Linked DNA regions of Homo sapiens: all the other regions are linked to region 4. Evidence: chromatin loops called from intact Hi-C (ENCODE). Cell type or tissue: GM12878. All regions are shown on one strand. Each heading gives the region's core, and the rest is flanking DNA. Links, peaks and the distances in the headings are about the cores only.

The links. Peaks named below come from ENCODE experiments on the same cell type or tissue, not always from the same donor. Only the 100,000 strongest peaks of a DNase experiment are listed, where the experiment ranks them.
Region 1: a loop joins it to region 4, with 5 times the contacts of the local background. A loop is called at or near these places in 21 of 110 quality-filtered maps.
Region 2: a loop joins it to region 4, with 4 times the contacts of the local background. A loop is called at or near these places in 2 of 110 quality-filtered maps.
Region 3: it touches region 4 in a loop (4-fold over the local background); 2 of 110 quality-filtered maps call a loop at or near these places.

The regions. Positions count from the first base shown.
Region 1 is chr3:4,750,193-4,757,994 of GRCh38, forward strand. The region is part of intron 44 of ITPR1 (inositol 1,4,5-trisphosphate receptor type 1); the gene reads left to right. It overlaps EGOT (eosinophil granule ontogeny transcript), which reads right to left and starts at 1,398. Exons shown (of 2, transcript NR_004428.1): 1 at 754-1,398. RefSeq lists an enhancer at 4,086-4,195. In GM12878, for the core only: no CTCF peak of the experiment used is centred there; a DNase peak (open chromatin) is centred at 4,289; H3K4me3 peaks cover 255 bases; H3K27ac peaks cover 4,530 bases.
Region 2 is chr3:4,923,070-4,930,871 of GRCh38, forward strand. All of the region lies in intron 1 of BHLHE40-AS1 (BHLHE40 antisense RNA 1), which reads right to left. Among named protein-coding and RNA genes, the nearest start is that of BHLHE40, 52 kb to the right of the region's middle. In GM12878, for the core only: no CTCF peak of the experiment used is centred there; no DNase peak of the experiment used is centred there; H3K27ac peaks cover 207 bases.
Region 3 is chr3:4,931,516-4,939,317 of GRCh38, forward strand. The region is part of intron 1 of BHLHE40-AS1 (BHLHE40 antisense RNA 1); the gene reads right to left. Among named protein-coding and RNA genes, the nearest start is that of BHLHE40, 44 kb to the right of the region's middle. In GM12878, for the core only: no CTCF peak of the experiment used is centred there; a DNase peak (open chromatin) is centred at 4,086; H3K27ac peaks cover 377 bases.
Region 4 is chr3:4,846,780-4,854,581 of GRCh38, forward strand. All of the region lies in intron 2 of LOC124906209 (a long non-coding RNA gene), which reads right to left. It overlaps ITPR1 (inositol 1,4,5-trisphosphate receptor type 1), which reads left to right. Exons shown (of 62, transcript NM_001378452.1): 62 at 1-727. Among named protein-coding and RNA genes, the nearest start is that of EGOT, 99 kb to the left of the region's middle. RefSeq lists enhancers at 3,593-3,712, 4,113-4,172, 4,533-4,612. In GM12878, for the core only: no CTCF peak of the experiment used is centred there; DNase peaks (open chromatin) are centred at 3,692 and 4,242; H3K4me3 peaks cover 615 bases; H3K27ac peaks cover 2,638 bases.

The sequences.
Region 1 (7,802 bases), core at 1,689-6,688, 97 kb before region 4:
AAGCCACAAGATTCCATACCTGCTGTTGTTGTTTTAGAGCTGGTGGATTTTTTTTTTTTTAATCCGCGGAGGAGGACTTGACCCTGTGGGTTCCTAACTTGGATGGCCATGCAGAGCACCCTTAACTTGGAAATCTATATCCTGCTGTTTAAACTTCAAGATGATTCCTATCTGGATTAAAGTCCTCAACCAGCAGGCCGAGGCAAACTCTAAAGAAAAACAAGGTCATGCTGCATTTTTTTTTGGTAAGCACAGGAATCAACAAAGAGATGTTATATAACTTCTATTTATATCCTCCTTGCTCACTATCTGCAGGCAGACAAGAGTCGCTGAGAAGGGATTTAATGAGCTCTCTGGGTTTGCTCACCTTCCTGAGCTGGTAGGAACCAGCTTGTTCTCAAATGCGTCAGTAAAGAATCTGGCTGTGGGTGGGCGGCCAGGGTAGGTGGACTGCGTTGTTGCTATGGTGTTTTTTAATTCCCCTGTCTCTCAAAGATCTCACTCCCCCCTTCCCTGACTCCTTCCTTTTGCCCCCTTCCTTTCTTTCTTTCTTTTTTTTTTTAAATCTGTAAGCTTCCTTGTTTCTCACACCTACTCATGATTCTTGGAGCTGTCTCCGGAAACAGAATATTTTCCCTCTCCTTCCTAAGTGCTCAGCTCCCCCATTGTGTAGCCCCGGGACATCAGAAGTTGTTTTCTAAGGTGTGTTTTTTCCACCCTCCCTTATTTCTTTTCCCATGATTTTTTTATTACCAATCCCTCCATGAGAGAGACCTATCCTAGGAGTCTTCCATCTTGCCTGATAGAAGTTTTCTCTGGCATATTCCAAATTCAGATTGCTCCAAAACCAGGTGAAGTCTGTTGCTAGTTGGACAGTCGGTATGGCCTGGAGGAGAAGGGCTGTTTGTATTTCCATGCATCCTCCTTTGTCCTCTTGCCCTGGGTGAAGCAATGACGTCTCTGTCTCCTCTAGTGCGTTATAAAATAGAACCGCAAGAAAACAAGAGAATGGGTTTACCCCACAATCATAATTCCTGGAGCTTGGGTAACTCCTGTTACCTGAAGGTTGCAGGTTGAAATGACTCAGCTTGCATTTAATTAAAAAAAAAAATGCTGCCCCATCAGATTCTCAGCAGGGACGACGAATGCACCTTGCTGAGAACCCTATGGCTGCCCAGGGAGTGGCCCCCTGCACCCTGGCCGGCCTGGTGGTGGCCACAGAGGCTTCTGAGATGGCTCTGTGTTGTCCATCACATTCCCACCAGAGCAGAGACACTTAGAAGATGTGAGTAGGGAGGTTAGGATGAAAAGTTCTTAGAAAAGAATATGTAGTTCCATGAGGACAGGCTGAAAAAATTTTTAAAAAGCCAAACCCACCTCTGCCTTGCCCAGAAGTTGTGCAATCCTTAATAGCAGTAGCCTGTTTGAATAATCAGAGGCAAGCTGACTTCCCTTTATTAACTTCTGTTAGAGACATCTGCATAAAATATCCCCGGATTCCAGACCAAGTAGGTAATTTTTTTTTCCCCTCTGAGTAACGGGAGGGACTTTCCCTTTGGAAATCTTCCAGCAGAGTTAACTTCATGGTTGAGACTGTTTTCTCATTATAAGGTGCCAACAGCTAGATTCCTGATGCAGGGACAGTGAAGGCGCCTCATGTACACACTTGGATCCCCTGCTTCCCTGAGAACTGACTTGATGTTCACAGTTGCCTCTGGTTCTTCTGCCTTGACCCTCCTTTTCACGGAGAAATCTATGCCCGCTCACATTTCCTGAGGTCCTCTGAGTTCCTCTTTGAAACTGTCAGAGGCTCTCTCAAAGTTTCTACCAATTTCCTATTCCTGGGTTTTAGACTTTTGATCAAGATGGCTCTGACACTGAAGGGGATAGTCCTGTAAACCCTCTGAAGTCTTCAAGCCTCGTTTTTCCCCTGGAATTCAGGACTTTAAAAATATATATATTTTATTGCTCTTCGAGGAGGATGTGTTGCAGTTGCCCTCACCATATGGTATTTGAGAAATATGTTTTTATTAGCCTCCTTGCAACACAAACCCACAAACTGTTGAGCCCAGAGCTTGTAGCTATCAAGTCTGGGGAGGGAGCCAGGTTTGGAGACGGAAGGTGCACAAATGATCATCCCTCCCGGGCTGTAGTTAATCATGCAAGCTGCTGTGTCACTGGGGCCGGGGTAGTTAACAGTTAACTCGATGGATTAAGGATCCTCAGCCAGGCTGAGCCCATCACAGAGTTACGTGCAAAAACCGGATAAGCCCGTAGAGGTGACAACACCACATCAGCTGCCTTTGGCTGGTCTGCGGTGTGCTGCATATTCCCACTTAGCAGGACTTTGAGCTTTCACATGCAGGCTTCTTCTGGCCATAAAGTTATACTTCAGCTGCCATGGATGCAAAGCTTGGCTTGAGTGTTTCGGAATTGCACCTCCTTCAGGATTATTGTTCATTCATTAATATAGTAAATTTTTTAAAAAGAGAGAAGAGGCCTTACTGTGTTGACCAAGCTGGCCTTGAACTCCTGGGCTGAAGAGATCTTTCTGTCTCAGCCTCCGGAGTAGCTAGAACTACTGGCTTGTGTCACCACAGCCGGCTTAATATAGCAGATGTTTACTTACTGAGCACTCCCTGGGTGTCAGGTGCTATACACATTGGCGTCAATACAGTCAGGGATGAGACCAACATAGCCCCTGCCCTCCAGGAGCTTACAGTCTTGTGGGAGACAGAGCTAGGAAATCAGCTCATCATCAGCTAAATCAGAGCTTCAGAGAAGTGTGATGGGGAAGCAAACAGGCGCCACGAAGCGTGGCCAGGGAGGGCTTCTCTGGGGAGATACCGTTCAAGCTGAGACCCAACAGATGCGAAGAGAAGGAGCTGTGTGAAGAGTAGCAGAGGGCAAGAGTATTTCAGAAGAGGGTTGGCTTGTGCTTGGGATGTTGGAGGAGCTGAGTGAAGGAAGCTAACGCGGTCTACCCCATGGTGGTCGGTCAGGGGCAGAGCTGCGGAAAGTATCTGCTCCACCAGGGTGATGGGCTTGTCATCAAGTCGGGGCTGGATGAGGTGATCTCTGTGGTTCCCGCCGATCCCTAGTCGGTGCTTCTAAAGGGCACCAAGTTGGCTTGGGCCTGTCCCCTGCTTGGATATGCGCTGCCGCCGCCAAAGCCCTAATATACAAAGCAGCTTTACCCAGATGAGTGCTGTGTGATTTCACCCTGCCCTGCTCTAACCGCTTGGCCATCTGTACATCTTACTGTCAGCTGCCAGGGATGCTCTCTGTGGCCGTGTGGAAGTTACCTGGTGGGCCAGCACACAGCAAGATGGGGATGCAGGGTGGGGAGACATGAAGAGTCCCAGAGCATTCTGCTGGGGACCAGACTCGGCTGTACCCGAGAGTCAGTTGAGTTGGGAAGGACTAGGGTTGACTGGGGGTGACTGCAGTCTTCATCAAGGAGGCACTTGCTTTGCTTGATGCTTTGCCACCTAAGCCAGTGTCCTTGCCTCCATCCGGCCTGAGTGGATTTATTTTTTTCGGCTTCTATGGCCAAGTGTCCTTGTCACAGTTTGTGTGGAGAGCAGCGAAGGGAACGTGGCTGGTGTAGACACCCTGCCGGTACTGTGCGGGCTCTCACCTGTTTTCTCTCCTGCACTCCTTGCAATAGAATCTCAAGTGGTTCTCCTCCTCTTTCTCCATTGCAGATGAGGGAACTGAGGATGGAAGTTAATAAATGAGCTGTCCAAACCCACCCAGTTCCTAAGTCACCCCTATGCGTATGTTTCTACCTTGCTAAAGATGCAGGATAGAGATCGCTTTCACTGAGCCGTGTGACTGCACAAACACAGAAAATGGGGGGGGGGTGGCAAGGATTATTCTTGGCATCTGTATAAATTTCAAGTTGAATTCCCTGGGAACCTCGGAGCATTGAGGACAGGAAATGTTGGTTGGTGTTGATTCATTGTCCCTCAGGTACACAGAATGGAAATAAGACCTGGGGAGTTGTTTCCAGAGATCGACTCCCCTGACCCTGCAACTCCTGCTTCAGCCCTCGCTCTCCACGATGCAGATTGCCACCCCCATGGAGGAACAGCACCCAAGTCACTGCCAGGTCCTCAGCACTGGACCCTCCTCCCGGGAAGAGGACTTGATGATAGAATTTTCCAAGCACCTCTTGCATCTGTCTTTTCAGGGTTCATGAGACAAGGTGGAGGTCTGATGAGAAAGTCTTCATGTCCTCCTGGCCACAGTTCCCACAGTGATCATGTGGGTGAGCTGAGACAGGACCTGAGAGTTTCACAAGAGCCACCAGAGGATACTTGTCATTGAATCATAGAACCAGCCCTGGAAGCCACCCTCAGAGGCTAGCATGTGTCTCCTGCAGCCCAGACATGCAGTTCACATTGTTCATTCCTTCTTTATGGACTGAGATTTTAAAGCCCTCTGATTCCTTGGACAAAAGTCCTTCCTGAGATCTAACCAAACTCTCCTTTGCTTTAGAGTACCTTTTTAATAAGCCTCATATTGGCTTGAAGAGCCACCAGAACACCTTCTTGCCCTCTTGGAGGATTACCAAGGAGCTTCCTACCACAGTCCCCTTCCACTTCAGGCAAATTTTGATGTTGCATCTATTTTACATCTGTTTTCAAGGGTATCGTTGATTTGACACTCCACTGGTCATCTTTGTTTTGTCTGGAGGCTTTCCAATCTTCATGACTTGGCTGGAAGAGACAGACGGCTGTGCCGTGTATCCCCACAAAAGATACTGGCCTTTGGCATCTGTTTGACTATTGAACCCAGAGAAAATTTGGAGTCTCCTTAACTTCTTGTTCCTGGGTCAGAGCCACAGGGTCCTCCAGGGTGGTGGCTGACCTGCTTCTCTGAAATCTGGTTTTACTGTTGAAAATTGCTGGAAACAGTGGTTGCCAGTAGCCTGCCTACACCATCAGGGGCTTCCTACGATAATACCTTTAATTTTTTTTTTTTTTTTTTTTTAGGAATTACTGTTTGTTGGTTGAGTTGTTGTTGAATATGTGTGAAACTGTTAGCGTTCTGATCCACACAGGGTGGAGGGGGACCACGCTGCTTACCAGATAGGGCAGAGCTTTCCCAGTAAGTCCCAGTTCCCGTGGGCACTGGGAGACAGGAAAGGAGAGCTGTTGAGCTTTCTGTCTCAGAAGAAAGGTGTTTTTTCCCCCAATTAAAAACATTTTTTTTTTTTTTTTTAGACATGGGGTCTTGCTATGTTGCCCAGGCTGGTCTTGAAATCCTGGGCTCAAGCAGTCCTTCCACCTTGGCCTCCGGAAGTGCTGTGATTACAGCTGTAAGCCACCATACTGGACCCTGAAAAGTGTTTTTAATAGAACAGGTTGGACTTTGCTGCTTGAAGAAGACTGAATTCACCTTGAAAATCATCATGAAGATCCCCTGCCTTGGCCTTGACCCTGGAGCTTAGGCCGTTCCCCAGAGCCCAGTGACCAGATTAATAAGAGTGAAGGAAGGGTTCTTTGTCCTCCACCTTTTCTCTCAGGTGTCAGGCATAGCGAAGGGCGTCTGCCCCACCCTTGCCTGGCAGGGTAGTTGAAACTGGTTTGTCTCTCACTTGTTAAAAGGTGACTGTACAGTGTGGATGAGGGAGGACCTTATTTCAGACAAATGAAATTGAAATGTTGACACCTCTCCAATACAGACTTGCTTCACTTCATCGCTTCCTTTCTACTTGGAAGTCTATGTTATTTCTGAACTCATTAAAGCTGGAAACATCCTGAGAGAGGCTGGTAAACTGAGAGCTGCAGATGTTGGCTGGTTGAAAGCCATCAGACCTTGCAAAAAAGTTTCTTGTTAGGGTGAGTGATAATTTATGCCAAGGGAGGGTCCAATTCTGAATGCCCATTGTACTCACTATTAGGCCCTTTTCATAGGTCAGACTTTTGCTGAAGTCGAGACTGGTTTAAAATGTTGGGAAATGCTTTATGTGGAAAGGCTGGGGATTACTTGAGAGGAGGGTCTGACACAAGCTTGTATTCTGCCTTTGGGTGTATTAAACTTTGACAAGCGGAAGCAACGATGTTTATCTCTGCACGTGCAGAAATTTGAATGGCTTTTATAGCTAGTGAAATTTCAGCCAAATTTTTTTTTAACTTTTACTTTAGGTTTGAGGGTACATGTGAAGGTGTGTTATACAGGTAAACTCATGTCACTGGGGTTTGTTGTACAGATTATTTCATCACCCAGGTACTAAGCCCAGTACCCAATAGTTATTTTTTCTGCTCCTCTCCCTCCTCCCACCCTCCACCCTCAAGTAGACCTCAGTGTCTATTGTTTCCTTCTTTGTGTTCATGAGTTCTCATCATCTAGCTCCCACTTATACGCCAGAACGTGCAGTATTTGGTTTCCTGTTCCTGCATTCGTTTGCTGAGGATAATAGCCTCCAGCTCCATCCACGTTCCCACAAAAGATATGATCTCGTTCTTTTTCATGCCGTCCAAACTTAAAAAAAAAAATTCTACATTGTGACACTTAATGGGAATTGCCATTCATTGTGTTTTTGCTGTCAATTTAGAGGCCATTCAACCTACCAGAACCAACTAGAATTATCACTGGATGCAAGTTGGACACTAGTCTTTGGCCATTTATGTAACACCCAGCTCTTTTCTGGATCCACCTATCTTACACCTTCCCTGGAAAGGGGTATTATTGTTAGACAACTGTAGCACCTTCCATCTGAGTAGTTCTTGGTAGTAATCAAAGTGTTTTTCACACCTACTGTTTCATAACAACCTTGCTGGGTGGGCCCCAGCTTCCATGTGATGCTGACATGGCAGGTGGTAAGACCCTCATTTTTTAGCTAAAGAACCCAGGGCACAAATGAAGTTAAGTAAATTGCCCACAATCACATGGCTGGATAGCAAGGAGCCAAGGCCAAAATGTAGGTTTCCCGAGTTCCAGTTCTCCAGGCACTCTCTGCCTACCCAGGTGTGTTTTATTACCTAGTTCATGGTTCCTGGTCTTTGAGTTTTGATTGTAATCATTGGTTTCTAAAAAAGGACTCCAGACCCACAGCAGTCATTGTGTGACAATGGTTTTGTTAATAATTTATTACCCCAGCCCTGGCAGCCCTTCAGCTTGCAGAAGGGGATTGTTTGGGAACCCATATTAACAAATGTATTAAACGTCATGGGAAAGTTGAGGCATTCGAATGCATGTGTACCTTCTGCCACTATTCTTTACTGTGAGAGGAGCCTGTTTATGCCTCTGAAAGACCTGGTGGGTAGGGGTAGGGGTGGGGTGGATTATAAAATGCCAAAAGGTGTTCAGAACAGGACAGACTCTTGCTCAGGGGAGAGGTGTTTAACAGAGCATGTGGTTGGGAACAGGGCTGAGGCGTCGGACAGGTGGGGCTTGGGTGCCAGGGCACTTATTAGGTGGATGACTCAGCGGGTTACTTCTTGGGGCCTCAGTTTCTTCATCTGTAAACTGGGGATGATAATGGCACCTACCCCATGGGGTGCTTCTGAGGATGAAATGAGATAATGCATATAAAGCGCTTAGCGCCCGGCAAATCGGAAACGTTCAGTTGCCGTTCACTATAATAAAACTTGCAGAGAGAGGGTCCCCAGGGAGTGGGGAGTTCTCAGTTCACCACAGGTGTAGGAAGACAGCCAAGGTAAGCCCCACCTCTTGGTAGCCACTGGCGTTGCTCTGTCACCCACAGAGTATCTGTTCAAGCTGGGCAGGAGTGGGTTAGTCTGGTGGGAGATGTCCTCTGAAGTCCCTGAGACTCCCAGAGTTGATGTGAA
Region 2 (7,802 bases), core at 1,368-6,367, 76 kb after region 4:
AAAGCAGTGGCTATTTCAGAGCTTAAAAGAAAAAAATTTTCCTTTTTAATGAAGAGTTCTAGTGGAGACCACTTAAACTGAGAGATGAACTTAGTAGGGAATAAGTTGATGTCATATGCCTCCTGATAGGATGCTATAACTATATAGCTTCACTTACTACATATTCTTCCAAAAATATTTAACCTGGATTTAATCAAACCATTAGAGTTCACCTTCAAATTTACAGAAGATCCTGGGAATAAAAGAGCAAGATTAACCATACCATGAGTAAACAATCAGGCAAATCTAGAATGTGGGACATTCTAAAAGCTAACTAGTTTAATCTCTTCAAAATGTCAATATTATTTTTTTAAAAAAAGATATGGCAACTGTTGTAGGTAAAGAAATAAGAGAGGTAACAACAGAAATGCAGTGTGTGGACCTTGACTGAATTTTAGTTTAAAAAAAAAATAACTAAAAAAGACATTTTGGGGGACAAATAGAAAAATTTGAATATGGACCAGATGTTTGATAGTATTTTATAAGGAAATTGTTTAATGTCTGTGGGATAACGATATTGTCGTTAAGTAAGAGAATATCCTTATTCTTTGGGGTGAAATGTTGAGAAATCTATAATTTAAAACTTTCATATCACTAAAAGCCCAGACTTTACCACTATACAATATATGCATGTAAGAAACCTGCACTTATATCTCCTAAATATAAGCAAATTTTTAGGCCAGGCATGGTGGCTCACACCTGTAAGCCTAGCACCTTAGGAGGCCGAGGTGAGCAGATAGCTTGAGCTCAGGAGTTTGTGACCAGCCTGGGCAACATAGCAAAACCCTATCTCAAGAAAAAAAAATTTTTTTAACTGAAGAAAACCTTTCACATGGTTCAGCAAACAAAGCAAATAATGTATCATTATAGATAAAGATGGCAAAATTTTAAAAACTTTTGAATCTAAGTAATTGTTATTTGATTTTTCTTGTACAATTCTTTCAACTCTTCTGTTGAAATTTTCAAAGTTGGAAGAAATGGTATTAACAGCTTTTTTTTTGCTGCAGTATTCCCATAAATGAAAGTGGGAAAATGGAGTGAATAAAAGTTAGGCCCTATTTTCTTTCTTTCTTTCTTTCTTTCTTTCTTTTCTTTTTCTCTTTTTTTTTTTTTTTTTTTTTTTTTTTGAGATGAAGTCTCACTCTGTTGCCCAGGCTGGAGTGCAGTGGTGCGATCTTGGCTCACTGCAACCTCTGTCTCCTGGGTTCAAATGATTCTGCTGCCTAAGCCTCCCCAGTAGCTGGGATTACAGGCATGCACCACCATGCCCAGCTAATTTTTGTATTTTTAGTAGAGACGGGGTTTCACCATGTTGACCAGAATGGTCTTGATCTCCTGACCTCATGATCCACCCGCCTCGGCCTCCCAAAGTGCTGGGATTACAGGCGTGAGCCACCGCACCCAGCCACCCTATTTTCTTTAACAAGTTTTATTGTGCTCTATACAACAGTAGGGGTTAAATAAGTAGTAGAGATTAAATAAATATTTGCTGACTTTGAATTTATATGACCAATACTGCTGATAGTTAGACTATGCTTCAATGGAGAATTCATTCAATAAGTAATGGTATAGCCATAAAATGAAAAACTAAGCAACATTTTCTAAAAATAAAAAAGTTCTTTACTGACTTAGAAAGTCAGTAAAGATATATCTCCAAGATATATCGTTAGGTTAAAAAATGCAAGGTGCAGACCAGTATATACATAGGCTAGTATTTATGTTAAAATTTATTTTCTTATATATGAATAAACTACCTCTGGAAGAACACACAAAAACCTTCAGGCTGCGTGTATGAAAAAACCCACAGCTAACATCATACTTAACGGTGAAAGACAGAAAGCTTTCCTCCTAAGATCAGAAATAAAATGAGGATGTCTATCCTCACTACTTCTACTCAACATTGTACTGGAAGTTCTAACCAGGGAAATTAGGAAAGAAAAAGAAATGAAACAACCAGATTGAAAAGGAAGAAGTAAAACTACTTCTATCTGCTGATAACATGATATAATATATAGAACTCCTAAATAATCCTCACAGAAAACTATCAGAGCTAATAAGTTCAGCAAAGTTGCAGAATACAAGATTAATGTACAAAAACCAGTTATATTTCTATACACTAACAGTGAATAAATGAAATTAAGAAAACAACTTTATTTGCAATACCATTAAAAATAAAATATTTAGGAATATACTTAACCAAGGATGTGTAAGACTTGTACACCAAAAACTGCAACACATTGTTGAAAGAAATTAAAAGACCTAAATAAATAGAAAGACATCTCATGTTCATAGATTGAAAGACTTAGTCTTGTTTCTGTATTTTGTATTTTTTTGTAGAAATGGGATCTCTCTATGTTGCCCAGGCTGTTCTCAAACTCCTGCCCTCAAGTGATCCTCCTGCCTTGGCCTCCCAAAGTGGGATTACAGGTGTGAGTCACTGTGCCTGGCCTAGTATTGTTAAGATGGCAATATTCTCTAAATTGGTCTACAGATTCAATGCAATCCCTATCAGAATTCCAATTACCTTTTGCCTTTTTTCTAATTTGCTGAATGGACAAGCAGATATTAAAATTCATACAAAAATGCAAGGGATCCCAAATAGCCAAAAAAAAAAAAAAAAAAAGAAAAAGAAAAGAAAAGTAAAGTTGGAGTATGCACACTTACTGACTTCAGAACTTAATTTAAAACAATGATAATCAAGACAGTATTGTACTGGCATAAGGAGAAACATAATCCATACATCGATGGTCAATTGATTTTTGGGAAGAGCACCAAGCAAATTCAATAAGAGAAATAATAGCCTTTTCAACAAATGGTGTTGGGACAACGGGATATGCACACACAAAAGAATGAATATTGACCCCTATCTCACTCCATATATCAAAATCAACTCTAAGTGGATCAAAGACCCAAATTAAGAGCTATAACTATTATAAAATTACTATAGTTATAAACTATGTTTATAGTTAGAAGAGAGCTAGACATAAACCTTTGTGACTTTAGATTAGGTAATGATTTCTTAAATATGACATCCAAAACACAACAAAAGAAAAAGTAGTTACAACTGGACTCGACCAAAATTTAAAGGCTTTTGTGGATCAAAGGACACTATCATAAAAGTGAAAAGGCAACCTAAGGAATGGGAGAAAATATTTGCAAATCATGTTTGATAAGGGTCTCAGATAAGGGTCCAGGATATATAAGTAATTCTTATAACTCAACAATAAACAATCCAATTCAAAAAATGAGAAAAGAACTTGAATAGACTTTTCTCCAAAGAAGATATACAAATGACCGATAAGCACACGAAAATATGCTCAGCATTATTCGTCATTAGGTAAATGCAAATAAAAATTACAGTAAGATACGATTTCAGCTCACTAGGAAGGCTATAAAAACACAAAAACAAAATAACAAGTGTTGGTGAGGATGTGGAGAAATTGGAACCCTCCAACATTGCTGATGGGAACGTAAAATTGTTCAGCCAATTTGGAAAAACACTTTGGCAGTTTCTAAAAAAATTAGAGTTATCAAAGGATCCAGAAATTCTACTAAAAGTACACTCAAAAGAACTGAAAATGTATGTCCACACAAACTCTTGTACACAAATGCTCATAGCAACATTATTCATAACAGCCAAAAGGAGGAAATAATCCAAATGTCCATCAATGGTTGAACGGATAAACAAAATGTGGTATATCCATACAATCGAATATTATTATCAAATCATAAAAAGGAAATGATACTTGCTCCAGCATAGGTGAACCTTGAAAACATTATGGTAACTGAAAGAAGTCAGTCACAAAAGGGCACATGTTTTATGATTCCACTTCGATGAAATGGCAAAATGGGCAAACCCATACTGCTAGAAAGTAGGTTAGTGGTTGTTAAGGGGTAAGGGAAGGGGAATTGGGGTATAAGGGGTTTCATTTTGGGGTAATGGGAATATTTCAGAAATGGATAAGCATCATGGTTGCCAAACACTGTGGTTATACTAAAACCACTGAATTATAATACCTTAAAATAGTTAAAATGGTGAATTCTGTTATGTGAATTTTACCTCAATTAAAAAACTTTTTTTTTGGTAAACCTTGGGCCCAGAGAAGGGGACTAGATGGCTAGGGGACCAGGATAGGAGGGAAATAATCCACTGTATACACTCTTGTGTCTTTTGAATTTTGTACCATGTGAATTTCTAAAAACAAAACAAACAAACAAAAAAAAACCCCAAAAGATTTTTTAAAAAAATTACTGGGCTTTCATTTTTAATGACAAAAGGTGACAAATTCCAGATTTGGAAATTAATGAACCTGAAACCAAATTTTGAAACTGCCCACTTTGAGGACCTTTAAAAATAGTATATCTTATTTTTTCCTGTGGGTGCATATGAATATCCCCATGTATAATCAGATCATCTCTCAAATCTCCCTTTCCATCCTAGATCTTAGAAAGTCAGTACTTCCAGGATGCAATTCTGGTATAGACACCACACTCTGCCCCTTGTGGGAAGGTATAATTATTCCCTTCTTTCAATCAGTGACAAAAGATAGTCACGTGTTATAAAATTAGACCCATTCACCCCCACCATGTTACTACAGGAGGTGAACTTTGGGCTGTTTCCACTGCTGCCTACTCTATGTTCAATTGAGCTGGATTGTGTGTGTGTGTGTGTGTGTGTGTGTGTGTGTGTGTGTGAGAGAGAGAGAGGAAGAGAAAGAGAGAGAGATTTTCAGAATCACTAAGAAACCTGGTGAAAATACAGAGAACCAGGCCACACCCAAGCCTGCTGAATCAGAATCTCAGCATCCCTGTGGGCAGAGCCAAGAATGGGCTTTTAAAATAAGCCCTGAAGTCTCCACCCTCATTGGAAACCACTGTTCTCTAAAACAAAGTGCAGTATTAGAAGCAGGTAAAAGGAGTCTGAAGCTAGGAGGCACCTTCTTTCATTTCCATACACATAAAGGTCTACCTCTAAGTCAAAGATACAGCCATTTACAAGGAGGATGCTGCCCAGGACTTTGCCTGCCTTGGGGCCTAAATTTCCTCATTTAAGGGAGCTAGTCCTTTGGGTGAAAGCCATGTAAAACATTAAGCTAACATCAGTTACTAACACCTCAGTATGAACCAAAGTATGAGTCTGTTTTCAAACCCATTAATGGACTGCAAGGTTCTTGCAGGCCAGGCCAAAGTAGAGGGTGAGTTTTAATGTCGGGTAAGATGAAGACAGGAACAGCAAAGCGGTCAGTGATTGCCACTGGCAAGCCAGAGAGATGCTCAAGGGCGTGTGTGTGCGTGTGTGTTGTGGGGTGGTGGTAGTGGTGAGGTCGTGGGAAGTTTGGAGTCTCACTTATGTATTCTCTGTGTAACAAACCACCCTAAAATTTAGTGGCTTAAAACAATGATTTATTGTTTCCCACAATTCTGTGGATTGTGCTGGTCTCACCTACGCTCACTCATGCAGCTGCAGTCAGCTGGTGGGTTAGCTGGGCTGGACTACCCTGGGCTCTGCTGGGATAACCGGAATGTCTGGGCCTCTTTCTACTCCACTAGGACAGTGACAGCCAGCTAGAAGTCACTCTGTAATTTGACTCAAGGATGTACCACTGGTAAAAAGCAGCACAGGCCTGGGATCCAGGTCTTTCTTTCTTTCTTTTTTTTTTTTTGAGACAGTCTCACTTTGTTGCTGAGGCTGGAGTGCAGTGATGTGATCTCAGTTCACCACAACCTCCGCCTCCCTGGTTCAAGCAATTCTCCTGCCTCAGCCTCCTGAGTAGCTGGGGCTACAGGTGCATGCCACCAGGCCCGGCTAATTTTTTGTAGTTTTAGTAGAGATGGGGTTTCACCGTGTTAGCCAGGATGGTCTTGATCTCCTGACCTCGTGAACCGCCTGCCTCGGCCTCCCAAGGTGCTAGATTACAGGCGTGAGCCACCGCGCTCGGCCAGGATCCAGGTCTTTCTAACTTTCATTCTTGAGTTCTCCCTAAAGCTCCACTTTACAAAAAGACTTTTGTAAAATAACTTATTATTCTCCTAATCATAATCTGTAAACTAAAATTAATTTGAAGATAGCTTTAGAAACAGTCAAGCATAGGCCTTTAGCACACGCTGGCCAAGGGATCTTTGGAAGGCTTATTCCCTCTCCCCTCATATTTATCAGAACCTTTCAGCCATTTGAGGAACAAATGCTTCTCTGAAAGTTTAAAAACAAATTCATCAAATCCTTTTTACCACAGAAAGTGAAATCTTGAGTAGTAACCTCTGGGACAACCAATTTACTTAGGGATATAACAGTTCAGGGAACAGAAATTATTTTAGATCCTATATCTTAGTTGTGAAAACAAATGGAAATAAGAATGCACAATTAATGCAAAAAACATAAAGAATTATGCTTTCAAAATGGTTTTAGAAACCTTAATTCCTCTTAATATAGAGATATTGAGAGCCTTTCAAAATATAATTGTCACAGATAAATCCAGGCCTATCAGTAATTTTAGAATAAATTTCCCCTTCCATTCTGCCCAGCTGAAATGTTTCAACATTGGTCCAGCCAAACATGTCTTATCTTCCAGAGAACAGTAAATATTACACTTTATCCAGGTGCTGATCTGGATATTGACTATGTGACATATTACAGTTTTATTAAGATATATTTTACATAGGATAACATTCACCCATTTTTAGTGCACAATATAATTATTTTTAGTAACTTCACTGAGCCATACAACTATCATCATAAATCAGTTTAAAAACTGTTTCATCCCTGCAATAAGATCCCTCATACCCATTTATAGGTGATCTTTGTTCCCAGCCCTAATAACCCAGACAACTGCTAATCTACTTTCTGTCTTTATAAATCTGCTTTTTCTGGATATCTCATAGAAATGGGATCATACAATACATGCTTGCCTGTGTCTGACTTCTTTTACTTGTCATACTATTTTTTTTTTTTTGACAGGATTTCACTCTGTCACTCAGGCTAGAGTGCAGTGGTGCAATCACAGCTCACTGCAGCCTTGACCTCCTAGGCTCAAGCTATCCTCCTGCCTCAGCCTCCTGGGACTACAGGCATGTGCCACAACACCTGGCTAATTTCTTATTTTTTGTAGAGATGGGATCTTGCCATGTTGCCCAGGCTTGTCTCAAATTCCTGGGCTCAAGTGATCCTCCTGCCTCAACCTCCCAAAGTGCTGGGATTATAGGCATGAGCCACCTTGCCCAGCCAGCATAATATTATTGAGGTTCATCCACGATGTAGCATGTGTAAGTAATTTGTTCTTTTTTGGTGCTGAAAAGAATTCCATTCATGGATAAGCCGCATTATGTCTATCTATTCTTCAGTTGATGGACATTAGGTTGTTTTCAGTTTGGGCCTATTATGAATAAAGCATCTGTGAACATTCATGTGCAAGTCCTTATGTGGACACATTTTCATTTGTCATGGGTAGATACCTAGGAATAGCATTGCTGGTCATATGTTTTATGTTTAACTTTTGGAAAACTGCAAAACTCTTTCCCAAAGTGGAATCGTTGATTTTTGAGATGAGGAAGATCATTTCCTGGTAACTGGTTTAAAATCCAACCACTGCCTCCTACAGGTCCCCAACCAGAAGCATTAGCCTGCACTTCAGTGGCCTCCAGTCTAGATTACAGGTATGAAGATAAGGTTTAAGGATGGAACTACTAGAGTTGCCATTGTAGCTGTCCCTGGGCAGAAAGATATGTGCCTAGGGAGAATTTCTATGAAAAATTATAACATATTCATA
Region 3 (7,802 bases), core at 1,271-6,270, 84 kb after region 4:
ATATTGATACAGACAAGAATTGTTCATGGATGCTAAATCTAGGAGGGTGAGTTTGATGAAGAGCTGGGCATTTGCATGATCTTTAAATGTCTACCCACAGATTGTTAAGTGTAAAAGAAAAATAGTAAGTATTCAGTGGAAAAATCAGACAAAGCTTTGACCAGATTATCAAAATTAACAGCACCAGCATGGGGCAGATGTGTGGTATTATGGCTAGGTGTGGAGACCCTGAATCTAATAGCAAGGAAACATCAGACTAAACCAAAATGAGAAATACTCTAGTTTAAAAAGAGAAGGCCTGTATTTTTCAAAAATGTCACTGTCATAAAAGACAAAGGAAAGCTGAAAAATTGTTTCAGATTAAAGGAGTCTAAAGAGATGTAACAACTAAATACAATGCCAGATCCTAGACTAGATCCTGTATTGAAGAGGAAAACATGCTAAAAAAAAGAAAATTATTGAGTCAATTGACAAAACTGGAGCATGGGTGGTACACTAGATGAAAATATTATATTAACACCTCAGCCAGGTGTGGTGGCTCATGCCTGTAGTCCCAGTGCTTTAGGAGGCTGAGGTCAGAGGATCTCTTGAGGCCAGGAGTTTGAGATCAGCTTGGGGAACACAGTGAGACCTTATCTCTACCACAAACAAAAACAAACACACCTCAATACTTCAAATACTTCAGAAAAAAGTATGTGTGGCTGGAGGGAACGGAGGTGGAGACAGGGAGAGAGAGAAAAGGAGCAAATTATAAAGGAGAGAAAAATGTTAACAGCAGGTTTGAGAGCCTGGTCTTGGTGAGAAAAAAAAAAAAAAGAAAAAGAAAAAAAGAAAAGAAATGTTAACAACAGGTAAATCTGGGTAAAGGGAATAAGGATGCTCTTTGTACTGTTTTTGCAACCTTTCTTCAAGCTTCCAAATAAAAAGTTTGAAAACTCGTATTTTAGGCTGGGCATGGTGGGTCTCGCCTGTAATCACAGCACTTTGGGAGGCCAAGGTAGGAGGATCTCTTCAGCCCAGGAGTTCGAGACCAGCCTGGGCAACATGGCAAAACCCCGTCTCTATAAAAAAATACAAAAATCAGCCAGGGATGATAGTGATGTGTGGCTGTAGTCCCAGCTGCTCGGGGTGGCGGGGGTGCTGAGGTGGGAGGATCACTTGAGCCTGGAAGTCGAGGCTGCAGTGAGCCGAGGTAATGTCTAGATGACAGAGTGAGACTCTGTCTCTAAAACATAAATAAATAAATAAATAAATAAATACATACATACATACATACATACATGTATTTTATTGAACAGACAAAATTAACTTATAATAAGAAGAACCAGAAGAGTAGTTGCATTTTGGGGGGGAAATTGGTTGGGGATTTGAGGGAAACTTCTAGATGCAGGAAATTGCTTATATTTTGATCCAGTTGGCAACTATACAGGTGTATAATGTAAATGTAAAATGTAAAAATTCAGAGAAGCTTTACATTTAAGATTTTTGGACTTTACTATATGTAAACCATACGTTAATACAAAAGTAAAGAAAAAATGTATTTTATGCTTCTTAAGTGGGTGAAGAAAACATGAAAAAACTAGTATTTTTATTTATTTTTAACTAGAGGAAAGTGCATCTGATTGGACATACTCACTCTCATTTTTTCTGTTGTTATTTGTTTAAACCTCCACCCACTCCTGAAATTCCAGAAGTGACTTTAGTCCTTTTTAAGTTTAAATTTTTAACAAAAAAAGAAAAGAAAACCAACTGCAACTGCACACAAAAAAAGATTTCTTTAGCCAATAAGCACAACATGTACCTCTGAGTTCTATCATTTAATAGTGGATTTCAAATATAAGTAGATAGGACAGGGAAATCGCCTATGGGCCAATTGAAAAGTTAACAGCAAGGCAACTTAATTCCCACACACTGTCTCCTCTTAAAAGGATGATGTCGGCCGGGCGCGGTGACTCATGCCTGTAATCCCAGCACTTTGGGAGGCCGAGGCGGGCAGATCATGAAGTCAAGAGATCGAGACTGACCTGGCCGACATGGTGAAACCCTGTCTCTACTAAAAATACAAAAATTAACTGGGCGTGGTGGCACGCGGCTGTAGTCCCAGCTACTTGGGAGGCTGAGGCAGGATAATCGCTTGAACCCAGGAGGCAGAGGTTGCAGTGAGCTGAGATTGTGCCACTGCACTCCAGGCTGGCAACAAATTGAGACTCCGTATCAAAAAAAGAAAAAGAAAAAATGGTGTATTTTCCACGGAGCCATTGCTATAATTTTAAAATTCAACCATCACAAGCAGCCAAAATGCCAAGATACCAAGAACACTTCTGTTATTTCCGAGACAATCAGGAATTTCTTTCTTCCTTCTTTCCTTCCTTCTGAAGAGACCTCCCTATAATGCTGGATGTGGTAAGGTGCACGGCTATAAGTCTAGATTTCCAGCCTCCATTGCAGGTGAGGGCAGCCAATGAGCTTCTAGGAGAGTTCTTTAAAGAATATAACTCAGTGCCAGATGCAGTGGCACGTGATTCAGGAGGCTGAGGCAGGAGGATTGCTTGAGACCAGCAGTTTGAGTCCAGCCTGGCAGTATAGCAAGACCCCATCTCTAAAAACAAATTACACGAGCATACCACTCGGTTGTGGCACATTTTGTCTTTGGCCACCATTTTGTATTACCCTCTTTCATCTTCCTGCTGCCTGGAGGTCGTATGTGGTTGTGGGAGCTGTTGTAGTTATCATGTGACCATGAGATGACCTTGAATGGGAATCCCTTGTGCTAAAGATGATGGAGGAGAAAGCCAGAAGGGATTCTGGGTCCCTGACAACCTGACAAGTATGGAGCCATCATACTGGTCCTGGACCATCTACCTCTATGTGAGAGAAAAACAAACTGATACCTTGTTTACACAATTATCATTTTGAGTATAAATCCTATCAGACACAACTCCATTCAACAACTATTTTTCATATTGTTGTTTCTTCCCACAAAAAGCATTGAAATAATTAATCCTTCATTAAAAAGCAGAAGACAGTGTCCATCAACAGATGAATAAACAAAATGTAGTGTGTGTATACAATGAAATATTATTTATCCTTAAAAAGTAATGAAATTCTGACACATACTACAGCATGAGTGAACTTTGAAAACATGATGCTAAGTGAAATAAGCCAGGTAAAATTACAGATATTATATGATCCACTTATTGGAGGTACCCAGAATATGCAAATCAGAGACAGAAAGTAGAATTGTGATTAGATGGTGTGGGAGGGGAGGCAGAGAATGGGGAGTTAGTGTTTAAGAGGGACAGAATTTCCATTGGAAGATGAAACAAGTACTTGAGATGGACAGTGGTGACAGTTGCACAACGAGAATGTACAAAATACTGCTGAATTGTACACTTAAAAATGGTTAAAATGGTAAATTTTATGTTATGTGTATTTTCCCACAATTAAAACAAATAAAAATTAAAAATTAAAAAATAAAATAAATAAAAAACCGGAGAGCTGGGCATTGTGGCTCATGCCTATAATCTCAGCACTTTGGAAGGCCGAGGATGGTGGATCGCCTGAGGTCAGGAGTTTGAGACCAGGCTGGCCAACATGGTGAAACTCCGTCTCTACTAAATATACAAAAATTAGCCAGGCCTGGTGGTGCATACCTGTAATCCCAGCAGCTTGGGAGGCTGACGCAGGAGAATCTCCTGAAGCTGGGAGGCGGAGGTTGCAGTGAGTGGAGATCGCACCACTGCACTCCAGCCTAGGTGACAATGCAAGACTCCATCTCAAAACAAAAAAAAAAAAACAAAAAGGAGAGCATCAGGTCAAATCATTCCTTTTCATAAGCCCTTCATTGTCCTCTCATCACATTCAGAATGAAATCCAAATTCCTTCCCAAGGCTTACAGAGTCTTGCGTGATCTGGCTTCTGCCCCTCCCTCCAGCCTGTCTGGTGCCTCTCATTTTTGGTCACTTCACTGAAGCCACTTTGGCCTCCTTTCTGTTTCTGGAACATGAAGCCTTTCCTGCCTCTGGGCCTTTGCTCCTGCTGGTCCCTCTGCTGGGAGGCATTTCTCAGTTCTCATGGCTGACTCAACCTCACCTTTGTGGTTTCAGGTCTCAACTCACATTCATCTTCTCAGAAAGACCTTCTTTCAAGTAGCCTCTCCTTTCTCTCTCTCTCTCTCTCTCTCCATTTGGTTTATTTCCTTCCTAGCACTTTTTGCAAGCAGTAATTTATTTTTTAACTTATTTTTTGTCTACTTTTCCCTTTAGAATTAAGCTCCACAGTGCAGGGTCCTTGTCTTTGTTTATGCTCCACCCCAAGTGCAAGCATACTGCCTGGCACAGAGCAATCCTTTGATAAATATTTGTTGAATAAATGATAAATATATAAAAAGAGCTTTCAAGTGTCAATGAATCAGCCTTAATTGCATTTTTAACTATGTGAAGCTTGTATTTAAACATTCATTTTGAAGTTAATTTTCTAATAAAAAATAATAGCTCTCCTTGGCCTAGTTAGTTTCACATTAATGATTTTTATAAGACTTGTTCCCACATACAAGTATGATGTGGTAAAATATAATTTAGGAAAACTTATTTCCTTTGTATCTATTATTTAAAAAAAAAACTCTTGTAAGGGTTAGAAATAAAAGATTAAGATATTTATGTGTAAACTCCTTTACACACGAATTATGAAAAAACAAAGATCGTGGAAAAAGGAGTCACACAACCTTCAGACTAAATGTTTTCCAGAGTGAAAGTATTGCCTTTGCTACAAGTCAATAGGATGAATGCAAAATTCTAAAATTATTATGGCAAGTGGACAAAACAATTCCTAAGAGAGATGGAAGAAAATGGAATTCACATATTAAAATTCTATAACATATACAGAATTTTATTTGCACGACGGTTACGTGATAAGTGCACTATTTGTAACAAAACTGACAATTTCAGAATTATGTGTTCCAGTGACAGTTCCTGTATTGGGTAAAACTGTGAAATGAAAGGAATTCCCTCAGTAACTCCCATCTTCCATCCTCAGGGTGTTCAGCATCCCACCAATATGGTACACCCTGCCCTAAACTGACTTCTAAGGCAGGATTCCATCTTCCTATGCCAATTAAAACCTGCTGATCCTATATCCAATCCTTAAAGCCACCATCATAGGCAGAAAAGCTGATAAACTAAACCATAATGATGTGTTAGTGGAAACCAAAATGTCTGTGGACCAGCACAGATTCTCCACTAACATATGTTTTAACAGTGACCTTTTAAAGATAATGCCTTCATAGAAAGGTGTAGCTGCATGGCTTTAGTAGTGACATAGAGGGAGCATGGGAGGAGAAAAAGGCTTTAGAGGAAAGCGTAGAAACTGAAGTGCCTGTGGAACATGGAAAAAAAAGGGAAGACAAACAGGTATTTGGAATATGTGGGTCTGAAACTCAGGAGAGACATCTGGGCTAGAACATAGACCGGGGAGTATCAGCATGTGAATGGTAATAGGAACCATGGAAGCATGAGTCTGTACGACTGTCCAGAGATGGTCACTCCTCTTTGTTTCCACTGCTGCCCTTGGTCACTCCCAGAGCTTCTAGCAGGTCTCTCTATCGCCCTTCCTGCCACCTCTGTTCTCTTCTCAGTTCAGCAGCTACAGTGATTCTTTTGATGATCGGATGACTTCATGCTTCTCAAAATTCCCCTGTAACCCTTCATCTCACTCAGAAAACACAAATGCCTGACCATAATTTACAAGGTCCTACAGGACCCCGGGAGCCTGAGATTTCTTCAACTTCATCTCCTGATGTTCACTCGTTTCCACCACAGGGGACAACCTTCTTGTCTTCAAACCTTTCAGACATGCTCCTTGCTTTCAGGTCTCTGAAATACTACTCTCTCTGCCAGAAATGCTGACATAGGTACATGTCAGGTCTTTTGCCTTTTTTAAGGCTTTGCTCAAATATCATCATCTCAAAAAGGCCTATTCTGAGTACCCTTCTTTAAATTGCCCTCCCCTTCCCCTGCGTACTCCCTACTTCCCTTCCCCTTCCCTGTTGATTTTCTTTTCTAAAGCACTTATCAACTTCTAGCTTTTGCAAAAATTTATTTTATTATGTGTACATTTAAAAATTTATCCAAGGGCAGGAACGACTTTTGTTTGCCTGTTTTGTTTATTAAGGTATCCAATGTACCTAGAAAAATGCCTGGCATAAAGTACATTATGTTATAGTTTATATAATTTCTATGTAAAAATACAAATTATAATTTAAAATAATTTGTATTTCTACATAGAAATGATATAAAGTATAATCTATATGTAGATTATTCACTTATGAATTAAAAAATATATATCTTTTGAATATTGAATGAAATCTAAGACAGAATTCTGAGAAACTCTAACATTAAGTGTTGGGCAGAATTTCCAAAAGAAAATTGATAAGGAGCTTCCTGTAAAACCAAAGAAAGCTTGGAGATAATGCTGTAACTGAATAAAAGGGAAAAATATCTCAGGAACCAAGAAGTTCAACAGTGTCAAATGTTGGTCAAGAGTCAAATGAGGTGAAGACTGAAAAACCTCCATTGAATGTAACAACAAGGAGAAGGTTGCCTTGGTAAGAGAAGTTTCAATGACACATGGATAACACAACTTAGAAAATGTTAAATAAAGCTTACAAAGAGTTAAAACAAAAGAAAAGAGCATAAAAATTTAAACTATGAAATCATCAAGCTTATACAATTCAGATATTGGATTGTATAATTTGTCACTATTGTGGCTATATAACAGAGCATCCCAAAACTTAATGGTTTAAGACAGCAACCATTGTACTGTGGCTCATGAGTCTGTGGGTGGATTGGGCTCAGGTTGGCATTTCTTCATCACATGAAGCCAGCTGGTGCTGCAGCCATCTAGGGCAGGGCTCAGCAAACTTTCCCATAGAGGACCAAATAACAGATACATTAGGCCTTGTGGACCATATGGTCAACTGGCATGATGATTCAGCCATACCATTGTTGTGACAAAGTAGTCATAGATAATATATAAATCAAAGGGCGTAGCTGTGTTCCAATAAAACTTGATTTACAGAAATCAGATGGCGGACCAGATTTCACTGAAAGGCACTGTTTGACCACCCATGATTTAAGGGCTCAGTCTGGTGTGATACATTCAAGATGGCTCACTCTTGGAGTGCCTTGGCACTGCTCTGTGTGGTCTTCTGACACCCACCCTCCATGTGACTTGGGCTTCTTAGAGCATGGTGGCTGGTTCCAAGAGTGAAAAGCAGAAGTTGACAGGCTTAGGCCTGGAGCTTGCATTACTTCCATCACAGTCCATTGGTTAAAATGAGCCCCAGGGCCAGTCCAGATTCAAGGGAGCGGGTTATGAAAGGGTGTAAGTACCAGGAGGCATGGTTCACCAAATGTTACAGACCATCACACAATTCTAAGAGGTTTGCTTGTCAAAACTGTGTTTCATTCCACATTCTGTCTGGAGACCCTCACCTAAGGGAAATGTTTGGTGACTTGTGAAGCCATCCTTTGATCCTTTCAAGAATTATCTTCTTGACATCACTTTAAAGAATCCATGATTTGGCCAGGCATGGTGGCTCATGCCTGTAATCCCAGCAGTTTGGGAGGCCGAGGCAGGCAGATAACCTGGGGTCAGGAGTTTGAGACCAGTCTGGCCAAAATGGCGAAAGCCCATCTCTACTAAAAATACAAAAAATTAGCCGGGCATGGTGGCGGGCACCTGTAATCCCAGCTACTTGGGAGGCTGAGGCAGGAGAATTGCTTGAACCCGGGAGGTGGAGGTTG
Region 4 (7,802 bases), core at 1,695-6,694:
GTTTCTCGTTAGTGGCAGTAGTGCCTCCGTCTCCTAGTGATAATGCTCCAAGTCTATGAACTGTTAAATCAGCATTCATTTTAAGAAAAGCAACTTTAGTTTCAAAGATACTTTTAAGCTTCTAAATTGATCATTTAAACTATTTCTTTAAATAAGAGAGCCAAATTAGAGGCTCATACTTTAGCTTGTGAAGAAGATAATGAATTTTTTAAAGGGAACTTTCTATGCAATGTTCAGGATAAATGCATACTGCTGGCCAATCAGTGTCATCTCCTGGGTAAATTTTGATGTCGCATTATAAAGACATGCATAATTGATGGTTTCTAGATTATCTAGTCCAAACAATAGAGTTTATTTTTTCTTCATCTGAACCAACATGCTACAGTAGCTAAGAAGTATTAAAACTATATACATCCATATAAAGATGAAATATGAACTATCTCATTAGAAGTCATAGTTGACCACAGACATGTTATTCTTCTGAAAGAGCCACATTTTGGTTTTATTTCTTGTCACATGATTTCTTTTCTTGATGGATGAAAAATATGAAAGGAAACTTTTATATCTGTTGCCTAGTTTTGTACATGGATCTCATTTTACAAGAGAATCTCTCTGCAAAAAAAAAAAAAACAGTTTAAAAATGCATTGAAAGCAGAGTTCTGAAATGAGTAAAGTTTGTAAATGCATATATAAAAATATTTAATAAATGATGCAGAATATACAGTGACTGGTTGGTGGCTTTCATTTGGCATTTGTGACTTAACTGCTATTCCATTTATGTACTTTCTTTAGGATCAGTTTGAAGTACAGTCGGTTTGATTACCAGGTTAATTCAGAAAATGTTTACCTGATTATTTAAAAAAACACTTGCTGTTGTTATGACAGCTCTGAGGAGAATTATTAGAACAAACATTGGGGAGTATTTAGTACAACATTCATTCATTCTTCTGGATTAGTGACTGCCAGCCAGGCTGTCGGGAGCGCCCTACTAAATCTCCTGTCTCTTCTGCTTTTACTGGGGGATCTTTAATTTGCTGTGTGCCATGTGGAAGTATCGGGAACAGCTGAAATTTGTTTTAGTTCATGCCCAGTGGTCAGGGTCCTTCAGCAAAGTGTAAAATGTTTTTACAGAGCCACCTTGCCTGTCCAAACGTAGTAAAACCTGTTCCCTCCTCAAATCAGTGCTTGCCCTGGCTGCTTTTTTTGACACTAATTTTCTCTATGCTTTGGTAAATAATACCACCCAATGTTGGGAACTAGGTCAAGATTAAATTCCAGTTAAATGGCTAGTTTTGTAACTAATGCTTCTACTTTATAAATTTGATAACTTAAAAACAAATTAATTTTTTCCAGTCAGTGCAGCCTGTCTCCACAAAATTTTTCCATCGTAAGGCAAGCCTAAGACAGATACCTACTTTTATCTGTAAGCAAAATGGCAATCTATGCTAACCCCCACAATGCACACATTAGCTAGCAAGGACTTGCTTTTCCCCTGGGCTTTCTCTTTGATCTCTCACACTGCCCAACGAGATGTGGCAGTGTGTGTGGTTTGTCTCCCAAGTCCCATCCAGTTCATTGGAAAGTTCTGCATTGACATGCCAAGTTGCAGCTTTTACAGGTTTGTCATGTTCCATTTGAATCCTGTCACTTAAGATATAAATCTTCATTCAGTGTGCCAGCTTCAGCAGAAAATAAACGAAATTGGAATGCCACTCCTCCCTCCATGCAGTAGATCCTACCCTTGCCGTTTGGGTGTGAACACTAAAGCTAGTAGAATTGAAACATACAATTTGAAGTGAAAACTCCGGGGGCCTTTGATGTGTAATTGTAATTCTGCCTGCTTCCTTCACATTGTGCCTTTCCAACACCTCTATTTTAAGATCAAGGTCCAAGTCACCTTCAAAGTTACCTACCCGGATGAAGAATTAGTGTTATCAGGGTGAAAGTATGGTAGTACTCGCTAACATGAGAGAAAGCCAATGTTACTTAATTAAGCCATTTTATTTAATATTAACAGTTTGCTACAGCACCAATTCAAGTTTCAAGCATCTGCAAATTTCCCTAACTAATCCATCTGTTAAAGGGTCTGGGAAATTCCATTCCACTTCTCTAACATTTGTGGGATCTTACCCTTTCCATGCCCCTAAAATTGTGTAGTGATTACCCTGTTTCTCTCTACAAGTAAAGCTTCCACTCTGTTTGCTGTCGTCCTGAAGGTCTAAATGATATTCCATCCACCCTGTTCAGTTTTCTCCTAGTGCTGTATTTATCTGTATTTACCCTGCCCCCAACATACAAAATATGACTTTAATGTCATTCTTTAAAGATTTGATACTATTCACTTAGTTTGCTTTCAAGTTCATGTTCCTTATTCATTGTTCTTCATTCAGCCAATTTTTTTTTATTTGGTTGCCCTTTCTGGAAATCAATTGCTTGATTTTGCTCCTGTAAAATGTGCTCTTTCACTGCGTTTCACTGAGCACTTCCTAATATAAATTCTAAAGCAAGCATCCTTTGTCTATGGACGCTAGTCAACAACTCAGCCTTTGCAGCAGCAAACTATACAGAGCTGTTTGTCTCCCAAGTCCCATACAGTTCACTGCAAAGTTCTGCATTGACATGCCATGTGCTAGTGGGAAATTACTAAGATCTCTAGAGTAAATTAAGAAAATAACCTGTTAAAAACTCAATTGTAGATCTCTGTATACTCCTACTATAGACGGCTTGGATAAAGCCTTAATGGGCAAAGGCCTGAAAGTTTCTGATAGTTATTTTAAGGCTAATAATGAGACCCTTAGCCTGACTTTTGAGCGGCAGGGAGGGAAATTTACTCCTTCCAAACTGTTACAATCATAACTACATACTTATAGAAGCAGAGTTGGGTTTTTGCCAAAACTTTTTCGCCAAAACTTTTTTTTTTTTTTTACAGATTTTGATAACATACGTGCTTGTTAGAAGACAAATTATATGACAGTAAAAGTCACCTTTACATAAGACAGAATAACAAAGGACTGTTATTGAAGGCTCTTGAGACACTGTACAGCAGAAGTGAAACTTATTTTAAATAAGATAAGAAATTGAGCCCTAAAGAAGTAAAGTAACTTGTCCAAGGACTCAGCTCCAGAATAAATAAAGATCTCCTGACTAAGCAAAATACAGAGAGCTCTTCCCACTTGCTATCTCCCTTCCAGAGTGGGGATATCAGTAATCAGTTTCCCTTAACTGTTCTCCCTTTACACAAAGCATTCATGCAGAACTTTATTTTGTCCTACATGTGGAACAATACAGATTGATTTGTTTTTTCTTTTCAAATCTCTTTCATGAGATGATGGATCTACACATTAGAAAGTATTGACTCTGAATATTTTGTCAAGACCGAAAACTTTGTGGCAAAGATAAGGAGTGAGTGAGCTCCTGAAGTCTTTATCTTTCACAACTACAAATCTCTTGTATATAGCTCTTATATAACTGCATTTTTCAAAGGGAGAATCCGTCCTCGGCCCAATCAAGGTGGCTTCTTCCTAGGGAGCATGTGCAGGTGCACACTGGTGTCCTCTCCTACCACAGATGTCAGTGTTCATTGGCAAACTCTGCCTTGGTCTTGTTCCTTACACTAATAATTTAACAATCAACTAGAATGTTGGAAAATCCCCATAAAGATTTCAATTTTACAGAAAGTACCCAAAATTCCACTAGTTTTGCATCACAAAGTAGTGGTTGAAGTAAAGTTTTGAGTAAAACGCCGTGTGTGTGGTTTTTGTGGGTGGTTGCAGCTCAGAACAACGTTTAGGCCTCATCAATCATCTGACAGGAGAGAGTATGATGGCAATTTATAATAAGATGATTATAATTATCATACACATTTTTCCATCTTTGGTATCATATGCCACATTAAGCAACTCTTACAACCTAGAGGCCAATTCAGAAGCATAACAAGCCTTCAGGTCTGGAACCAAAAAAGTCTACCAAAATCAAGAAAATAAAAAGGTAGATCACTGGTGGGTGTTTACATTTGGTCAACTCAGACAATGCTATGGAGTCTCCAGCTGCTGGTATTTTAAACTCATTTGGTAAAACAAATCTCTAGCTTACTAGGGCAAGACATTAAAAAAAAAATTACCAAAGGAACATCTTAAAATACTTTAAGGTCATGACAAACCAGTGTGAAAGAGAATCCTAACACCTAGAAGCGAAACTGCATCATCCACCCAGCTTGGAGAGAAAAAAGAAAGCCAAAAACCACTATAGAATAAGAATGCAGAGTTTGAGAAAACCCCTAAGGTGAATTCTGAACAACAACACAAAGAGTCCAACAACATAAGAAGTGCACACTGTACGCAAGAACCACTAACGGAAAGAGTTTGCCAGCACATTTATAATGACCTCACAATACATGGTTGGTCCCAGGTAAATGGAACTTCAGACAATCCAGGAATTTCACCTATTTACTCCTGAGCATAAGTCACATACTTATCACCTATGGTATCTCATAAAGTCTTGTAAGAAGCTTTTTGTAAAAGTTCTCTGCAGAAAAACAATTAAGGTTTGGTATAAAACTGGGACAAGGAGACCTGAACCACACAAGGCTTAGGTGCTAGGTCTATGTCAGAGTCCACATGGCAACATGGTGGAATGGAAAGAACATGGGCCTTAAAGTGGATAAGAATTCTAATACCATTTCTGTCACTGAAATGTTATAACTTGGAGCAAGTTACTAATGATTTTAATGTGCAGTTCCCCCCTTCTCAAGAGTAGAGATGCTACCACGTACTTCTTTGGGCAGTAATGGGCATCAAGAAAGATAATCTATACCAAGAGTCTGGCATATACCTGATACGTTACTTCCCATTCCTTTGCAACATGACCATTTCCTTTTTTTCATACCTATCCACAATCTCAGCTAACTATTGCATGACCAAAAGCTTCTTTCTGTTCCCACTAAATGGGTCTGATGTTATTACTGCGGGATCCTAAATCTACATGTCTTAACATGACATATTTGGGCCACATCCAGTCATTTTAAAAACTTTTATCTTTCTATCCAAAGTACGTTTTAACTATCAGTTTGAACTGAATAAATTCATAAAGAAACCTCTCATACAGCTTATGACTTCCAGATAACTATCCTCATATTTTTTAGCAGTGCTGGATTCAAATCTGACTTCTTTTCTTAAAATAAATCTTGGGCCAGGCACAATGGCTCACGCCTGTAATCTCAACACTTTGGGAGGCCAAAGTGGATGGATCACCTGAGATCAGGAGTTCGAGACCAGCCTGGCTAACATGACGAAACTCTGTCTCTACTAAAAATACAAAAATTAGCCAGGTGTGGTGGCGCATGCCTTTAGTCCCAGCTACTCAGGAGGCTGAGACAGGAGAATCACTTGAACTCGGGAGGCGGAGATTGCAGTGAGCCAAGATTGTGCCCCTGTGCTCCTGCCTAGGCAACAGAGTGAGATTCCATCTCTAAATAAATAAATAAAATAAATCTCTACAGAAAAAATGTTTTATCTTGGGAATGACAATATATTTCCTTAGTTTCTGAAATGCCTTCACTTACATTCTCATTTAAACCTCCCAGTCTTGTCAAGTAGATATTATCTCTGAAGTCTGAATGGTCCCAAGTTGTACTATCTTTAATTTAACATTCAAATACAAATTCTACATCTCACTACCTATAGAAGACCCAGAGCCTCTTTAATAATTTCTTTCTGAGAAGGATCCTGAGAAGGAGCAGAGACCCCACCTTGGGGGCCCGTGAGCCCCTCTGCAACCCGAGCATGAAAATAAAGGAAAATCTTGCATTCCTTCAAGGGCAATTCCAGGCACCTAGCTAGCCCTGAGAAGTGAATAAGCAACTTGTTGAGCAATAAAGTAATATAATAGCAGCCTCAGCGCAGTGGCTCATGATTTGGGAGGCTGAGGCAGGTAGACTGCTTGAGCCCAGGAGTTCAAGACCAGCCTGGGCAACATGGCAAAACCCCATCTCTACAAAAAATACAAAAATTAGCCAGGCGTGGTGGCACACACCCATAGTCCCAGCTATTCAGGAGGCTGAAGTAGGAGGATCTCCTGATCCCAGGGAGGTCAAGGCTGCAGTGAGCCAAGATCACACCACTGCACTCCAACCTGGGCAATAGAGTGAGACACTGTCTCTAAAATAAAATAACATAAAATAAAATAAATAAAATAAAATAAAATAAAATAATAAAATAAAATAAAATAAAATAAGGTAATAGTAGCCTAAAACAATAGCCAAGGAAGTCATGAGATGTTTGGTTCCCTAAAGAAACTATAGATAGTATCTTAACGTATGTCCTTGAGTTGTTTTTTAAAAACCCAGACCACTACCAAAGGAAAAATGCTGTCAGCTGGCAGGCAAATCTCAGATAAGGGGGAACGGAGGATGGAACTCTGACCACTGTTCTTTGTTCTAAATTTCTTCTTGAAGGGCCTGGAGGAAGTTATTGCCCACAGGCCAGAGCTAACATTCTTTTCTGCTGACCTCAAATTTTTCTACAAAGCTTCACCTCCTTAAACAATTGCACATTAGAAAATATCTCTGAATCCACCTATGATCTATGGGCTGTACCCTTCCACTCCTACTCCACTTTGAGATATCCCACCTTTTTAGGTTAAACCAATATGTAGCCTCATGTATTGATTTATGACTTTGCCTGTAACCTCTGCCACGCTGCCTTTAAAAAGCCTTACCTGTGTAAGCCATCTGGGAGTTCAGGTCTTAAGCATGACCTCCCTGATCCTCCTTGCCTGGTGCCCTGCAACAAATGCCCCACTTTCTCTCCCTGCAATCCCGATGTCAGTGTGTGGCTTTGCTGCTCTGGGTGGGCAGACCCAAGTTCAGCAAGTAACCATTCTAAGGAGGGTGTTTACACCTTCTTCATGATCCCTTGTCACTGTTTCATCCCAAATCCTGATTCCAACCCAATTATCTGTTCCTTCTCATCATCTCCCCTCTCTTTATTTCACTGGTGTGGACACAGCTCTCTCTCCTACCTGTCCCCAAAGCACCACTATCATCTGGGCTTTGTGAAGAGCAGATCTTTAGTGGAAGAAGATTACAATAAGGAATAGGAAACAATTAAAAATTGAGAATCAGTCATCAAAGCTCCCTCCCCCTTCCTTTTCACTCATGGGAGGAGCAACTTCTCTTCTCAGCCTGTTGGCAGGCAGGCATCTACTTTTTCTTTCCCACTTGCCTAAACAAACAAAAGCAAAACAAACCAACAACAACAAAAAAAACCTTCCTTCCAGCCTCAAGTGAAAACCAAAAATTCTTGTTTCTTTACTATGCAGAGCAATTGTAGCCCTCAGTTCCCAGTCATTCCTCTCTAGATTAGGCCTTTACCTTGGCCAAAAAAAAAAGGCTATAATTCTGTCATCCTTAGCTTCCACTTGCAGGGCAAACTGGCTGCTAAAATAGCATTTTTTTCTGATACATCCCTATTTTACGGAACAAGAAATGTCTTTAGAAAGTTGAAGTGATTTGGGCTGGGCGCAATGGCTTACGCCTATAATCCCAGCACTTTGGGAGGCCGAGGTGGGTGGATCACCTGAGGTTAGGAGTTCGAGACCAGCCTGACCAACATGGAGAAACCCTGTCTCTACTAAAAATACAAAATTAGCCAGGATTACAGGATTATGTGCCTGTAATTCCAGCTACTCGTGAGGCTGAGGCAGGAGAATCGCTTGAACCCAGGGGACGGAGGTTACGGTGAGCCAAGATCATGCCATTGCACTCCAGCCTAGGCAACAAGAGCAAAACTCCATCTCAAAAAAAA